3 separate regions of the Mus musculus genome follow, and all the other regions are linked to region 3. The links are chromatin loops, found by intact Hi-C in ENCODE. Cell type or tissue: left cerebral cortex. All regions are shown on one strand. Region 1 overlaps Gm19782 (predicted gene, 19782). Region 2 overlaps Gm19782 (predicted gene, 19782). Region 3 has its middle 430 kb from the start of Gm19782.

Evidence for each region. Peaks named below come from ENCODE experiments on the same cell type or tissue, not always from the same donor. Only the 100,000 strongest peaks of a DNase experiment are listed, where the experiment ranks them.
Region 1: it touches region 3 in a loop (4-fold over the local background); 2 of 42 quality-filtered maps call a loop at or near these places.
Region 2: a loop joins it to region 3, with 2.6 times the contacts of the local background. A loop is called at or near these places in 2 of 42 quality-filtered maps.

What each region holds. Positions count from the first base shown.
Region 1 is chr15:70,011,982-70,014,481 of GRCm38, reverse strand. All of the region lies in intron 3 of Gm19782 (predicted gene, 19782), which reads right to left. Among named protein-coding and RNA genes, the nearest start is that of Gm19782, 89 kb to the right of the region's middle. In left cerebral cortex, no CTCF peak of the experiment used is centred here; a DNase peak (open chromatin) is centred at 1,449; H3K27ac peaks cover 337 bases.
Region 2 is chr15:70,005,529-70,008,028 of GRCm38, reverse strand. All of the region lies in intron 2 of Gm19782 (predicted gene, 19782), which reads right to left. Among named protein-coding and RNA genes, the nearest start is that of Gm19782, 83 kb to the right of the region's middle. In left cerebral cortex, no CTCF peak of the experiment used is centred here; a DNase peak (open chromatin) is centred at 1,011.
Region 3 is chr15:70,355,373-70,357,872 of GRCm38, reverse strand. No RefSeq gene overlaps it. Among named protein-coding and RNA genes, the nearest start is that of Gm19782, 430 kb to the right of the region's middle. In left cerebral cortex, no CTCF peak of the experiment used is centred here; DNase peaks (open chromatin) are centred at 522, 936 and 1,227; H3K27ac peaks cover 1,311 bases.

The DNA of each region.
Region 1 (2,500 bases), 340 kb after region 3:
AAAATAAAGACATGGAGCTACAGCATTACATGGAGATTTTTTATTAGATATTTTCTTCATTTACATTTCAAATGCAATTCAGAAAGTCCCCTATACCCTTGTGCCCCAATCTACCCACTACTGATTCCTGGCCCTGGCATTCCCCTGTATTAGGGCATATGATCTTCTCAATACAAAGGGCCTCTCCTCTCATTGATGGAGGACTAGGCTATTCTCTGCTACTTATGCAACTAGAGACACAGCTCTGGGGGTCACTGGTTAGTTCATATTGATGATCCTCCTATAGGATTGCAGACCCCTTTAGCTCCTTGAGTACTTTCTCCAGCTCCTTCATTAGGGGCCCTGTGTTCTATACAATAGATGACTGTGAGCATCCACTTCTGTATTTGCCAGGCACTGGCATAGCCTCACAAGAAATAGCTATATCAGGGTCCTGTAAACAAAACCTTTCTGGCATATGCAATAGTGTCTGGGTTTGGTGTTTGTATATGGGATGGAGCCCCAGGTGGGGCAATCTCTGGATGGTCCTTCCTTCCATCTCAGCTGGGCACAAATATGAAAATGTCCATGTCCTGTTTAGATAAAACACAGCCAAATGGGCACAGGAAAATAACATTCAAGTCATAAATGATTATTCTAAAAACTGTCTTTTGAGGCCAATCAACTAAAACAGCATGTCTTACATTTGATAAGGTATCTTTGGAATTTGTTTTGTAGCAATTGTCAAGGGAACTGTTACCCATTACCTTAGGGCAAGCTATATATATATATATATATATATATATATATATATATATATATATATATATATATATAATATATATATATATTAACCTTACAATCAGATTGTTATCTGTCTAAGGAATTTGGAAAGATTTCTTTTTTCTGACAAACCTTCAAACTTTCCTTTGCTTGAGGAACAAGCAAGAGGCCATCTTAGCCTGTGTGTGAGTTCCATATTGCAATCTTACTATTTATTCATACATAAAAGCTCATGGTTGAATAATCTTCTCTGTATGTTCAATTAACTTTGACCATAATAAAGATTAAAAAGAAAGCATAGTTGCCATCTGACTTGTTTAACACAATCATTAGTTCTTTATGAAAATATCTTCATTTTTTTGAAGACGATACAAACACAAATCTGAGTGCTTCATTTTGTTGTACTTCATTTTGCTGGTGAAGAGATTAAATCAAAGTGAAGTATAAAATGTACCCTAGGCTCCACCCCATGAAGTCGTACACTCAGAGGTTTCCCCAAAGTCTCAGGCAAAGATCACTGATTCTCTTAAAGGGATCATTTTAGTAGAAAAATCACTCTGAAATGATCCATAATCCATGCATAGCCACCAACTGGGGCATGGTGGCAAGGAAAGGAAGTAATTGTGCTTTAAACCATAAACAAAAAGGAGAAGACAGATGATTTGAAAATATGCGATGAAAAAAAAATATGATAAATTAAAAGTTTCAAACTAGAAACTCAGACTCTGCACCAGATGGTTCCTAAGAATAAAAAGCCTAAAATGACTTAGAGAGGATTTTCCATACGGCAAAGTGAGGTATCCTCAAATTTCTCTGCTTGGTAAGTGTGAATTGAATGTAAAAATAGATATTTTTTTCTCATAACTTGGCCTATGTAATCTTATACAGTTCAAACTTTAGGAGAAAACTGGATAATATTAAGTGAAACTATCAAAATGCAGACTGCGCCCAAAGCAATCATGAGTGAGGCAGAGAAATTGCCAAGGGTAGCATAGGCATGTCTTTTATCTTTACTGTCATTCCTCAGAGGACCCCTCTGAATCCTCTCATCCTATACCCACAGTACCTCATCATCAGAAACTATGACCTTCCTGTTTCCGTGATGCTGAATAAATCCCATGAGGCAGCTGGTCCTCACCACATTTCTTACTTCCCTTTCACTACAGACCCCTTGCCTTTCAGTTACATGTAAACTATCTAGACCAAATGATATGTTAAATTTGAATTTCTTTTTCTTGTTTTCATATTTCAGTCAAAACAACAATATTTAATATTTATGATATAATAAAATACATATCACCAGGTTCAGGGTTGTCCTAGAAAATAGTTATGACTAGGGATTAGAGAGGATGTGCAGAGTTTAATAAGACATTGACCTTGATTAATCTAGAAGGAAAAATATTTAAAATGAGTTGGTAGGTAATGCAATAATACAACTAAGATATGGACCTGAACTCTGATTTTTACATTTCCCATGGTTAATAATATCCATAATCCATGTTCATTATAGGTGAACAGAGACCATAATCCTGACATAGGAGAGTTATGGGAAATGCTAAAGACATTGTGGTTTATACGTTTACAAAAGCATATAGCACACTGTAGACATGAAAAACAAAACATGTTTTATTAACAATTCAAGTAAGGTGAACTACAAAAAGCATTCTTTCTAAGAGCAATGTGAGAAATGCTATCTCAAAAGTACATACAAACAAGATGTTCTGAAAGTCAGTGAAGG
Region 2 (2,500 bases), 350 kb after region 3:
GACTCAATTGCTCTGCCTGGCTTTATACTAACTTTGGAAATAACTTCTAATGTCCTGGCTTCTTCTTGTTCTCTGATGTAATGATGAATGGAATAAAGGGAGTGGTGACCTCCGGAACTTGATACCTCATTTAGCTAAGAGTCCCACTTCTGAAAAAGAATTCAGGAAAAGATTGGGGCTTGGTTCATGGTATGTGTCTTTAACCTTAGCACTCTGGAGGAAGAGTTAGAGTGTAGTAGGATCTCTGAGTTCAAGGGAAGTCTGGCCTAGAGAGCAAGTTCTAAGACAGTCAAGCTTAGATAGTGAAGAAAAACAGAAAGTTGATGCAGATGTAAATGCAATGAAATGGCCATGTTTCAGGTCCTGTAAGCCACAGAGCTTGGCAGCTTTGGCCATATGATTCTAACTTTAGAGTCAAGAATACAAGCAAAAGGTTATGGAATCATCCTTTCCTGCTAACAAAACCTTCTGAGTCTAGTTTATACTCTCCTTGTAAAATTTCCTCCCATTTAGAATGGTCATGAATTCTGTGCCACTGTATGTTGGAAGAATGAAATCTGCCCTTATATTTAAACTTTAGAGGGGATTACAGTTTAGAGATTGACATGAGTCTTAGAAGAATTTTTGAACTTTGGACTTTTAAACAGAGTTGAGACTGTGATAGATTATGGAGGTTTTTGAATTTGTATAGAATGCAGCTTTGTATTTTGATATGTTTATAAGCCTATGGGGACCAGGAGATGTAATGTTTTGGACAGAATAGAAATGGCCTTTATAGGCTCATATATTTGAGTAAACACTCAAAAACTCGTCATCATAGAGTGGTGTTACTTGACAGTTACTATGAAGGATGGCCTTGTTGTGGTAGGTGTGGCTGTAGAGGAAATGGGTCACTGGAGGTAGATTTTGGGACTTCATATGCCTAAGCAATGTTCAATGTCTCCTTTGAATTGCTGCTTGTGAATCCAAATATAGAACTCTCAGCTACCTCTCCAGCACCATGCCTGGCTGTGTGCCACCAAGCTTCTCACCATGATGATAATGAAATAAACCTCAGAATGTAAGCAAGTTCTGAGTCTATGCTTTCTTTTATGAAAGTTGCTGTGGTCTTCGGGTCACTTTACTACAATGGAACAATGACTAAGACAGAAGTCAATGTAAGAATACTAAAGCAAACATATATGAAAAAACATCTACCAACAAAATGTTTAAATCATCTGATGATTAAATCACTGCAAAAGCAATCTTCAGATTCAATGTAATCACCATCAAAATTCCAATTCAATTCTTCACAGTGATAGAAAGAGCAATTCTCAACTTCATCTGGTGTAACAAAAAATCCAAGAGAGCAAAACCAATTCTCAACAATAAGAGAATTTCTGGGGGAAATCACAATCCCTGACCTCAAACTGTACTAAAGAGCAATAGTGATAAAAACCACATTGTACTGGTACAGAGAAAGACAGGTAGATCAATGGAGTAGAATTAAAGACCCAGAAGTAAACCCACACACCTATGGTCACTTGAACTTTGACAAAGATCCAAACCCATACAGTGGAAAAAAAGAAAACATATAACATACACTGATGGTTCACCTGGCAGTCTGCATGTAGACAAACACTAATTTGTCCTTTTTACCCCCTGTACAAAGTTCAAGTCCAAGTGGATAAAAGACCTCAACATAAAACCAGATATGCTGAATCTAATAGAAGATAAAGTAGGAAAGAGTCTTGAACATATCCACACATAGGGACATTTCCGGGAAGAGAATACCAGTGGCTCAGGCTCTAAGACCAACAATTGACAAGTGGGACCCCATAAAACTGAAATGCTTCTGTAAGGCAAAAAAAAAAAAAAAAAAAAAACAAAAACAAAAACCAAACCAAACCAAACCAAACCAAACCAAACAAAACAAAACACCACTGTCAATAGGACAAAACAGCAATTGACAGATTGGGAAAAGATCTTTACCAGCCCTCCATTAGATAGAGGGCTAATATCCAAAATATACAGAGAACTCAAGAAGTTAGTCTCCAGAAGTTAACTCAATTTAAAAAATGGGTACAGAACCACACAAAGAATTCCCAACTGAAGAATCTCAAATGGCTATGAAACACTTGAAATGTTCAACATTCTTAGTCATCAGGGAAGCACAAATCAAAATTTCCCTGAGATTTTTCCTCATACAAATCAGCATGGCTAAGATCCCAAACTCAGGCCACAAGACATGCATGAGGATGTCAAAAAAGAGGTACACTCCTCCATTGCTAGTGGGATTAAAAGCTGTTACAACCCCCTGGGAATCTGGTGGTTCCTCAGAAAATTGGAAATAGTTCTACCTGAAGACCCAACTATACCACTCCTGGGCATATACTGAAAAAATGCTTGAACATATAACAAGGACACATGTTCCACTATGTTCATAGCAGCCTTCTTTATAACAGCCAGAAGCTGGAAACAGCCCACTTGTCTTTCAATGTACGACATCAGGATACAGAAA
Region 3 (2,500 bases):
ATACTTTATTTTCTTTTTGTCAGCTTGACATAGAGAAGAGTCACTTGGGAAGAGGCATCCATTTTCTTAATTAATAGGTGGTGTGGAAGAGCCCAATCTACTGTGGATGCTGCCACTCCTGGATAGATTCTCCTATATGGTATAAGAAAGCAAAGTGAGCAAACCATGGAAGCAATTAGATAAGCAGAACTCTTTCTTGGGCTCTGCGTCCATTTTTGCCTCCAAATTTCTGCCTTGAGTTCCTGCTCCAACTAACCTTCAGGATGGACTACATGTGTAATTTAACATAAGCCTTTCTTCTGCAAGTTGTTTTTGGTTATGGTTTACCAAAACAATAGAAACCTAAGTAGGACACTAATCTTTCTTTTTTTGTTTAGATATTTTCTTCATTTACATTTCAAATGCTATCCTGAAAGTCCCCTATACCCTCCCCCTGCTCTGCTCTTGTAGAGCTTAAAATATCTCAGTGGTAGAGCATTTTTTCAAGCATAAAAAAGGTCCTAGGTTTAATCCAAGGAACTGGCAGGGAAATATAAGATAACAAGCCAGCACTATGGAGCTAGGGTGATATATTCTCATTTGATGTGTGAAGCTCTCAGCACAATGTCAAGTACACAAGAAGTATTTGGTGAATAACATGGTGCTATTTATTTTGTTATTATTACTGGTTTCACACTAAAACCTTCAGTGTATATGGAAAGATAGATTATATAATATAAATATCTCTATTTAGGTATGGATTTGCCCAAGAATTCAGCACAGAACATATGTGTATACTCAGTGACTGTGTAGTAAATGTATAGGTCTAAGACAACTACATTTTGGCAGATCTTGATGTATAGAACATACCATGCCCACGTTTACCTACAGGGTTACTCTCAGCAGAAAAGAGCCTAGGTGAAGCAAGCCATTAATGAGCTGTCTCCAAGGAAATACTGCCCAAAACTAAAATGTCTCATGACCTAGAGTGCATTTTATAGTGTCATTTTTCTCCTGTGGCATTCTGTGCCACATTAAATTTTATCCAAAGCAATTGAGATTCTAAATCCAAGCTTAAAGGCAGAAGGCCAGGAAGGGAGGCTATGATTATGATGATATTGGGGGTAATGACTGCACTCAGCAGTGGAAGGAGGGCTCTTCAGAGGATCCCGCTTCAGAGTTAGCATGTGGTAATTAACCGGGAGAAAGCTTTTTCCTGGCCCCAGGTGGAACAGTTAAATCCTGAGTCAAGATGCTGTGCTGAACAGAAGATGGAATGAAAGTCCCTCCAGCTCCCCTGTCTGTCACACTGGCAAGGCACTTCTGTGTGAGAGGCTAAGCTCATTTTTACATGGACTAAAAGAGGAATTTGATTGTACTGTGTTCGTTCTCTCATCCATTCAGTCATTTTACCTACATCTGGATGAGCATCCCACATTAAGTACATGGCCTATATCCATTCCATTGCCAAAGCACTTTCCTAGAGTTCAGTGTGTACTAGTAATCCATAACCAGCCATTTACAGTTCATGTTCCTCTTAACATCTGAAAGGAAAAGACGATCTCTGGGTTGCTACTGCAGGAAAGACAGGCCAGCCTTATTCAAGACAACCCTCTCCCCCCAAAAGATGAAAGTTTTGAATTATTGCATCCACTGGATGTCCTGTTGAGTCAGTGATCCATGTACTAAAGCAGTTCCCTGCAAAAAAATAAAGTTTTTAATTTCTGAGTTATCTGAGCACCTTGCCTATGTTCCTTTTGAAGTTTTTGTTAAGAACAGAAGGACCTCGGTAGCTTATCATCAACTATCCCATTGCTTTGACATCTGAGGTTAAGTTGCTGATCTGCAGTACGGTGTGTGGTCTTACTACCCATCTAACTTAAACTTTCTCACATGCTTGGCCATGCACACATGGTATTACTGCCAGCTTTCTTGATACTGTCTTTCCAAATTCAGATTTCCCACTCTTCTAATCTCCTTTTCCTTTCTGTCAGAAGACTTCAGCGTATCTTGATTTCACTTTAGATTTAGAATTTGTATGTCCTAGTCCTTTATTATACTTTTATTTTAGCTCCTTTAATCTTTTTGAACCCTTCCTTATGGAAGATTCACAGTGACTTTAGCCAGTTAAGTTAGTTGAGTCATTTGAACCTTCATCTGGATAATAGAAGGTGACCAGACAAAACATTTTTAAAAAAAGAGACAAGCTGTAGTAAAATAGTAAAATTAAAATGATCATCATCTGACTGATAATGATTGATAGATTGATGAGAAAGAGAGAGAAATGATAGATAGATAGGTAGATAGATAGATAGATAGATAGATAGATAGATAGATAGATAGATAGATAGATTAGGCACAATACAAAACCAAAGACATAGAAAGCCAATGTAATACTAGGAAAGATTACCAGTAATACTTAGTATATAGTATTTGTTAAATTCATTGATATTTGAATGTGATATATTTAATTCAATGTGGTCAGCATATAGAGGTGAGATTGAAGTAGAAACTGCTCACA